Linked DNA regions of Homo sapiens: region 1 is linked to region 2. Evidence: chromatin loops called from intact Hi-C (ENCODE). Cell type or tissue: Calu3. All regions are shown on one strand.

The links. Hi-C counts contacts between places; a loop is a spot of excess contacts. Peaks named below come from ENCODE experiments on the same cell type or tissue, not always from the same donor. Only the 100,000 strongest peaks of a DNase experiment are listed, where the experiment ranks them.
Region 1: a loop joins it to region 2, with 2.2 times the contacts of the local background. A loop is called at or near these places in 8 of 110 quality-filtered maps.

Annotation. Positions count from the first base shown.
Region 1 is chr3:38,997,669-39,002,668 of GRCh38, forward strand. All of the region lies in intron 2 of SCN11A (sodium voltage-gated channel alpha subunit 11), which reads right to left. Among named protein-coding and RNA genes, the nearest start is that of SCN11A, 52 kb to the right of the region's middle. In Calu3, a CTCF peak has its summit at 2,469; no DNase peak of the experiment used is centred here.
Region 2 is chr3:38,659,788-38,664,787 of GRCh38, forward strand. No RefSeq gene overlaps it. Among named protein-coding and RNA genes, the nearest start is that of SCN5A, 13 kb to the left of the region's middle. In Calu3, no CTCF peak of the experiment used is centred here; a DNase peak (open chromatin) is centred at 2,964.

The sequences.
Region 1 (5,000 bases), 340 kb after region 2:
AATGAGACACTTAGTAAATGTTTGTTGAATGGCTAAGTTAGTGCTTGAATAATGGAGATAAATGAATGTGGAATCTCCATGTTCATCTCTAATTTTCCATCTCCAAAGATTCAGAAAGGAGCATAGGCCTTAGACAATGGGGCTTTCCCCACCGTCTGCAGTATCACATAATACCTGTAAGTATTTATCATGAATACCAACCAATGCCTGTTAAGGTACATGTTTATGGATTAATACTTTTAATTCAAGATATCCTCACTTGGGACAATGAAGGTGCATACTGATAGGAGAGAATCCGATTTTAAAAATAAATGTATTAAATATCTATAACTTAAGGATGAGAAGAAAAGGATTTTCATAATCCCCTTCCAAAAACAGAGGGATTCTTTGCTTTAACAACTCCCTCCCATAAAAAAGAAGTCTTGCTTTTTAAACATGGAACTTCTCCCAAAACTGATTAGAATGAGACTCACTTTATAAATATTTACATGTACTGTTTTTCAGAAATATGACTACTACGTTAAGGGAAGGAAGAACAAACAGTTATCTCTGCAGCTGAATTTCTCACGAAGTCCAGAGGGCAGCTTTTATGAGCCATCCCAGCATTTCTGTGATTTAAGTTTGAAGCAAGCAGATGTAGCCATCATAGGAAAATGTCATTCCTCTTGGAGGAAGAAGCTGGATGAGTGAGTCTGGAATCGGGTTTGCAATCTCCACTAACCAAACACATAGCAGCACTTCTATGATGCTTTTATGTCTAGTGGGCTTTGTAAGCTCTTATAAGGTAGAATTAAGGAGTTACTAGTTCAACCATTGTGGAAGTCAGTGTGGTGATTCCTCAGGGATCTACAACTAGAAATACCATTTGACCCAGTCATCCATTACTGGGTATATACCCAAAGGATTATAAATCATACTGCTATAAAGACACATGCACACATATGTTTATTGCGACACTATTCACAATAGCAAAGACTTGGAACCAACCCAAATGTCCAACAATGATAGACTGGATTAAGAAAATGTGGCACATATACACCATGGAATACTATGCAGCCATAAAAACTGATGAGTTCATGTCCTTTGTAGGGACATGGATGAAGCTGGAAACCATCATTCTCAGCAAACTATCACAAGGACAAAAAACCAAACACCACATGTTCTCACTCATAGGTGGGAATTGAACAATGAGAACACATGGACACAGGAAGGGAAACATCACACACCGGGGCCTGTTGTGGGGTGGGGGGAGGGGGGAGGGATAGCATTAGGAGATATACCTAATGTTAAATGACGAGTTAATGGGTGCAGCACACCAGCATGGCACATGTATACATATGTAACTAACCTGCACGTTGTGCACATGTACCCTAAAACTTAAAGTATAATAATAATAATTTTAAAAAAGCCTATTTAAGGATAATTATTCCTGGGAAAAGTCTACTTAACATGAATCCACTTAAATGGGAAGCAACATTTTACAGCAAATAATGGAGGTAAGGGAGAGTGTGGATTGAAGCTTTAGCTTTAAAAGAACTAAAAATTATAATACTACATTTGTTTTCTTTTACATGTAACCACTTTTGATTATCATTGCAACTATAGACGAATTCTTAGGACAGGAAGTTGAATCAAGACTCATTTTGGTGTGCTTTTTTTCTAAAAAACAAAATTGTAAGGTGGCAAAATATGGCATCCATCATTTCTCATTTGACCTTCATATCAAGATTTTAAAGAAGGTAAATTTTGCAAAATAATCAAGGACTTCACTTTTCTCCAGGACCTCTCCTAACCCTTTGAATTTCTAATTATCCCCTTTTGAAGACTCTATTATGTCATCATCTTTGTTAATTTTCTCTTCTTCAATTGTAATCAAACTCTGCCAGACCCTCATTTCTTGGAGGCATTCTAATAATTATTCCATCAGTCCTCCTCCATTGCTTTCATTATCTTAGTGAAATCCTTCATGTTTGTGAGATTGGCAGTTTCACCTTGCAATTTGTCAGCATAATAATCACAGTAAAAACACCTGACAATAATAGTGGGTGGGAGTAGATGCCAGTGTTAAGCCAGAGGGAGGTGTGAGTGGAGACTAGCTTTATAAGGTTCTGTTAGTGAACATTTCGTGTTGGGATGACCTTTGCTTCCCAACTTATAATTATAGGTACTCCAATAGTAAATACTCTGAAAATGAGGTTCCCCTGCACTCAAAAACAGGAATTAGCATTGCAGGTTCTTGGTGAAAGTACTAATTGGAAGAAGTGTGATGATGGATATAGCACCTGGAAAGGTGATCAGCTGTAACCTATGCATGCTGGCTGAGGAACTGACCAATACCCCCTCAGGCTTGGCTCTCAGCTCCTGTAGGTTTGAGCCCTAAAATGTGGTCAACACCTGAAGCTAGAATACTGAAAAGATAAAGTAACACAAATATCTGCTTTGTAGCTACTGCCATCTAGTGACTTTAAACTTCATTTCCAATTTGATGTTTGTTAACATCATAACCAACTCTAGGGGGCAATACATTGCATGTAGTCTGTGACTTGGATGGCTTAGCTTAGCTTTGTAAGAGCTGACAAGACTTAAAATCCTTTCCCCCTGTTGGGAGTCTGTTCGGAAGTCTTTGATTTGTGTCTGGGTTGGTGTGGACTGGGTAGAGCTTGGTTTTACAAGTCCTCAAGGTATGCATGATGATTCACTCTTGGAATAAGGCTTGTTCTTTCATCTCCTGACTTTGCACATGTTCTTTACATTGTTGACCTACTCTCCAGCTTCTCTTCCACTCAATCAGCAAACTGTTCTTAAAAATCAAATTCAAATATACCCTCTAGAAGGGCGTTCTCAACTCCCCCCTCCCCAAACTTGTTCTTACTTTCTTCTGTGCTTTTAGATCAAGTTTTACTCAGTTCTGTTACATTTACCACATGCAACTTAATTATTTAATAGTCCTTTCTTCCTCTAAACTCAAGATTTTGGGGTGCAACTGTTACGGTTTGATCTTATTAGCATGTATTTCATTCACTACCTAGCACGTTGAAGATAATCACTGAACATTTATTAAATTAATTTTTTTAAATACCGTGATTGGCTGGGTGCAGTGGCTCACTCCTGTAATTTCAGCACTTTGGGAGGCCAAGGCGGGTGGATCACTTGAGGCCAGGAGTTTGAGACCAGCCTGAGTAACATGGCGAAACCTTGTCTCTACTGAAAATACAAAAAATAGCTGGGCATGGTGGTGTGCGCCTACAATCCCAGCTACTCAGGTGGCTGAGGCATGAGAATTGCTTGAACCTGGGAGGCAGAGGTTGCAGTGAGCCATGATCATGCTACTGCACTCCAGCCTGAGTGACAGAGCAAGACTCTGTCTCAAAAAACAAAAACAAAAACAAAATCCACGATTATGCCAAATGGTTCTTGGTTTCACCAAGGTTACATTAACCTCCTAAACTCATTTTTTTAGTGAGGTAAAATTCACCATTTTAACCATCTGAAAGTGTACAATTCAGTGGCTTTTGATATATTCACAATATTGTGCAACCATCACCACTTTATAATTCCAGAACATTTTCATCACCCCTCAAAAAAAACTCCATATCCGTTACAAAGCTGATCTCCATTCTCTCCAGTCCCCAGCCCTTGGCAATCACTAAACTACTTTCTGTCTCTATGAATCTGCCTACTCTGGGCAAATAAATACGATTATATAATATGTGGTCTTTTGGCTTCTTTCACTCAGCAAAATGTTTCTTTTCCAAGGTTTATGCATGTTGTAGCATGTATCAGTATGTCATTCCTTTTTATGGCCAAATAATATTCTATTGGATGTATATAACACATTTTGTTTATCCATTCATCAGTTGATGGACATTTGGATTGTTTCTACTTCTACATCTATGTTTTCTTCTAAGAGTTTTATAGTTTTACTTCTTACTTTTACGTCTTTCATCCATTTTGAATTAATTTTTGTGTATGGCGTGAAGTAGGGGCCCAACTTTATTCTTTTCTATGTAGCTATCTAGTTGTTACCAGCAGCATTTGTTTAAAACAAACAAACAAACAAACAAACAAACAAAACACTATTATTGGCCGGGCGCAGTGGCTCACGCCTGTAATCCCAGCACTTTGGGAGGCCAAGGTGGGCGGATCACGAGGTCAGGAGGTCGAGACCATCCTGGCTAACACGGTGAAACCCCGTCTCTACTAAAAAAAATACAAAAAATTAGCTGGGCGTGGTGGCGGGCGCCTGTAGTCCCAGCTACTCAGGAGGCTGAGGCAGGAGAATGGCGTGAACCCGGGAGGCAGAGCTTGCAGTGAGCCTAGATGACGCCACTGCACTTCAGCCTGGGCGACAGAGTGAGACTCCGTCTCAAAAAAAAAACAAAAAAAAACTATTATTATTTCCCCATTGAATAGTCTTGGCACACTTGTCAGAAATCAATTGACCATAGATGTATGAGTTTATTTGTGGACTCTCAATTCTATTCCATTCAGCTATACATCTATCTTTATGCCAGTACCAAACTGTTTGATTACTGTAGTTTATAATAACTTTTGAAATTTGGCCAGTGATTCCTAACCTGAAAAGTTCAAACAAGTCCAAATGAGAAACAAATATTGTGATTTATTTTGTCTATAATATGACCCACAACCAGTGCTTTAATAAATTCTCCTTACATGAGCTTTGTGCAAATGGACTATGTTTGTGAAGTAAAAAGAGCTGAGTTTCACCATCTTGAATGATTTATACAAGCAAAAGGCCAAAGGCAAAAAGGAACAGGAAAACATACACAGTCCAGGAATTTGCTGGCTTCTAAGAAGGGATTTGTATTTCTACAAGTTTTGTAACTGAAGGTTCAAAACCATTTTACCCAGATCACACAAACCATGGAGGCTCCAACTGACATCAAGGGTATGTAAGATGTGAGGAGACAGATGTAGTACAATTCTTCACCCTTCTCTGTATCCATACCCTTTGCCATGTGGCTTTGCAGTTTCTAGCA
Region 2 (5,000 bases):
TCCTTCTAGTGCACCTTTCTGTACCCAAGCCAGAAGGCTAGCAAGTAGATTTCCCAGACTCCTTTGCAGACAGAGTTCTGGATTTAAATTTAGATTCCACCAATTAGATGTGCTGGCATGAGATTTGAATAGCAGTTTAAAGCAGAAATCATCTTCCTACTGTTTTGGCTGTTTCTCCTGGCAAGCATAGTAGAGATGTTGGGCTTTTCTATATCAGTATTCCAGTGACCTGTGACTAGATTTATGAGTATAAAAAAATAATATGTAGCAAGTGTAATGGCTTTCTTATCATGGTGAATTCTCCCTTCATTTTTTGAAGCACTCTCTTGGAAGTCAAACATCATGTAGAAAGTCTGATCACCATGCTGTGAGGAAGCTCAGGACTGCCATAGGTAGAGAGATAGTCCATGTGAAAGAGCGATGAGATGCCAAGATCGGAGTAAAGCATTCTTGGATATTCTAGCTCATCCTAACCAACAGCTGAATTCAGCTGAGTGAATGACCCTGGCTATTGCCACATGCAGAAAAAGAACCACTCAGCTGAGCCTGCCCAGGTTCCTAACACACAAACTTATGAGCAAATTAGAAGGTGTTTTTTGTTAGTTTGTTTTTGTTTTGTTTTTTTTTGAGACAGAGTCTTGCTCTGCCACCCCGGCTGGAGTGCAATGGTGCGATCTCGGCTCACTGCAACCTCCACCTCCCGGATTCAAGCAATTCTCCTGCCTCAGCCTTCCAAGTAGCTGGGATTACAGGCACCCGCCACCATGCCTGGCTAATTTTTTTTTTTGTATTTTTAGTAGAGATGGGGTTTCACTATGTTGGCCAGGCTGGTCTCAAACTCCTGACCTCAGGTGATCCACCCGCCTTGGCCTCCCAGGGTGCTGGGATTACCAGTGTGAGCCACCGTGCCCTGCCTAGAAGGTAAGTTTTTAAAGCCCATTAAATTTTGGGATAGATTGTTGCATCTCAATAGACAACTAAAACACTGATCGTTGGATTAAAGCTGTTATAATTATTACGTTTTTAAATGGAGACATAATTTACATGGGGTAATGTTTAAAGTGTACAACTTGGTAAATTTTGACATATGTATACATCCATAAAATTGTTACCACAATTAAGATAGTGAACATATACATTACCTCCAATAGTTTCTTGTGCCCCTTGCAATCCTTCCCTCTTGTCCCTTCCTGTATACCCACCTCCTCACCCCTGTCACCAGGGAACCACTGATCTACTGCCCTTGCTTTCTGATACTACAAATTAGTTTGTATTTGTCTGGAGTTTTCAATAATGGGATAATTATTATTATAATTTTTCATCTGGCTCTTTTAAGCATAATTATCTTGAGATTCATTCCTGTCATTTTATGTATTGATAGTTCATTCTTTTTTATTGCTGAGTAGTATTTCATTGTATGGTTGTGTCACAATTTGTTTACTCATTCAACTGCTGATGGACATTTGGGTTGTTTCTAGTTTTAGCTCTCATAAATAAAGCTTCCATGAACATGGAACATGGTGCTTCCAAAGCACCATGATAAGAAAGCCATTACACTTGCTACATATTCACATGCAAATCTTTGTATGAACATAGGCTTTCATTTCTGTTGGGTAAATATCAAGGAGTGAAATGGCTGGATTGTACAGTAGAGGAATGTGTAAATTTTTGAGAAATCATAAAACTATTTTCTAAAGTGGTTACACCATTCCCACCAGCTGTGGCAAGTTCCACTTCCTCCATTACCTCCCCAAAACTTGGTCTGGTCTGGTCAGTTTTTTAAAAGTTTAGCTAAGTGTTTAATAGTATATCATTGTGATTTTAATTTGCACTTTCCTAATGACGGATGATGTTGAGCATCTTTTTGTGTGCCTGTTTATTATCCTGGTATCTACTTTTTGAAGTGTCTGTTCAAATTTTTTGCCCATTTTAATATTAGATTGTTATTTGCTTATTATTGAGTTTTGAGAGTTCTTTATATATTCTGAATCATTTATCAAATTTGTGTTTGCAATTTTTTCCCAGTATGTGGCTTATCTTTCTTTTTTTTTTTTTTTTACAATGTCATGGACTTCTGGTTTCAAAATGGCAGCATAAGTTCAAGCTAGCTTCACTGTCCTCCCCACAACAGAAAACCAAACCCAAATTATACAGTGCTAGGATTATCACCAGCAATATCCCAGAGCTCAGATATGAGAATGAGTCAATTCCTGGGGCCACAAAGAAGTGAAAAGACTCCAAGCAGACAGTAGTAGAACCAGATTTTCATATCTGCAATGCCCCTTTCCCCAAGCTGCCGAGCAGCAAGCATGCAAAATTCCACCCCCTCCTAACTCATAATTTTTTTTTTTTGAGAGAGTCTTACTCTGTCACCCAGGCTTGAGTGCAGTGGCACGATCTTGGCTTGTTGTAACCTCTGCCTCCTGGGTTCAAGTGATTTTCATGCCTCAGCCTCCTGAGTAGCAGGGACTACAGGTGCAGACCTTGATAATTTTTGTATTTTTAGTAGAGACGGGGTTTCACCATGTTTGCCAGGCTGGTCTCAAACTCCTGACCTCAAGTGATCCACCCACCTTGGCCTCCCAAAGTGCTGGGATTACAGGTGCCAAATCAGTTTCTACATTGGGAAAAGTGATACTAACGTGGGTAACCAGCTTCCCCACTTTCTAGATTCCCTGGCAGGAGCTCTGTCCATGCCTCAACCCACAGGAAGTAGCATGAGTGCCTAAAGGTGACATATTCCTGAGGACAGCAAGAGACAAAGTGGGGAGGCAGGATTATCACCCCTGGCTCTAGAAAATTTGCTTTGTAACTTAGCCGAAGGAGATGGCAAATGGGAGTGGTTGTTCAGCAGCAACACACTGTAGGAGGTACATTCCACAGGTCCTCTGGGCACAGACCGCTTGTCAGCTTTTCCACATTGCTGAATATCGCCTTTGGAGCCTCTTCCTGACTGGCAGCTCTCTGATTACTTGCTAGAGCTGAGGCAATCCTGGGCTTAAGGTGCCATCTAGTGCCAAAAAGGAGGCAGTGACCTAGTAGAAAAAAAGAAATTCAACAGGTAGATTATGAAGAATGTCTAAGTAAATATACCCAATAAGAACGAAAGCAAGTCATACAGAGAATACTGGAGTAAGTTACTAATCCTTCAATGTGAAAACAGTTGTATACAGGGAACTATGACCTCTGCAAATGGACAAAGCAAAGAAACAGTGACTGACCCTAATGAGACAGTGATATGTGAGCTCTCTGACCAAGAATTCAAAATAGCAATTTTAAAGAAACATAGTGGTCATCAAGATAACACAGAAAAAGAATTCAGAGATTTATCAGAGAAATTTAGTTAAGGCATTGAAATAAATTTTTAAAAATCAAACAAATCTTGGAATAGAGAAATACACTTGCTGAATTGAAAAATTCACTGGAGGTTCTCAACAGCAGAATGAATCAAGCAGAGGAAAGAATCAGTGAACCCACAAACAGGCTATTTGAAATGACATGGTCAAGGGAGAAAAAAGGAAAAAGAATAAAAAGGAATGAAGATTTCCTACAAGATATAGAGAATTACCTCAAAGGCCAAATCTAATAATTATTGGTGTTCAAGAGGGAGCTGAGCAAGGGCAAGGGGTATAAAGCATATTCAAGCAAATAATAATGGATTATTTTCCAAAACTTGAGAAAGATATAAATATCTAGGCACAGAAAGGTCAGAGAGCACCAAACAGTTTCAACCCAAACAAGACTACCTCAAGGCATATAATAAGCAAAATCTCAAAGGTCAAGGACAAACATAGGATTCTAAAGGCAGAAAAATAGAAGAAGCAAATTATATATAAAGTAACTCCAATTCATCTGGCAACAGACTTCTCAATGGAGACCATACAGTCTAGGAGAGACGGAACGACGTTTTCAAAGTGCTGAAAGAAAACAACTGCCACCCAATAATACTCTATCCAGAAAAGTGATCCTTGAAATATGAAATAGAGATGAAGTCTTTCCCAGACAAATAAAAGTTAGATAATTCGCCATCACCAGACCCATCTTACAAGAAATGCCAATGGAAACCAAAAAAGAGCAGGAATAGCTATACTTACATCAGATAAAACAGACTACAAAGGGATCAATACAGCAAGAGAATATAATAATTACAAATGTCTATGCACGCAGTACTGGAGTACCCAAGTATGTAAAGCAAACATTAATAGATCTAAAGGGAGAGTTAGACAGCAATACAATAATAACAGGGGACTTCAATGCCCCATTCTCAGTAATGGACAGATTATCTAGACAGGAAAACAACAAAGAAACACCAGAGTTAAGGCACATACTATACAAAATAGGCCTAATTGACAGTTAAAGAACATTTCACCTAATTGCTGCAGAATACACATTCTTTTCATCAGTACATGGAACATACTCCAGGATAGGCCATATTTTAGGCCACAACTCAAGTCTCAACAAATTAAAAAAAGTGGAATTCATACCAAGGATAATTTCTGACCACAACTGAGTAAAACTAGAAATCAATAACAAGAGGAACTTTGGAAACTACGCAAACACATCAAAATTAAACAACATGCACCTGAATTAAAATTAATTAACGTTAATTAATTTTAGTTAATTAAAATTAATTAAAAGGGAATTAAAAAATTCCTGGAAACAAATGAAAATGGAAATACAACATACCAAAAAGATGAAATACAGCAAAGGCAGTACTAAGAGAGAAGTTTATAGCAATAAATGCCCACATCAAAAAAGTTGAAAGACTTCAAATAAACAACCTAATGGTGCACCTTAAGGAACTAGAAAAACAAGAACAAACCAAACTCAAAATTAGCAGAAGGGAAAATAAAAATCAGAGCATAAATAAATAAAATTAAGACTAAAAAATTTATAAAAGATGAATGAAATAAAAAGTTGGTTGTTTGAGAAGATAAATAAAATCAACAAACCTCTGGCTAGATTAACAAAAAAAGGAGACCCAAATAAATACAATCAGA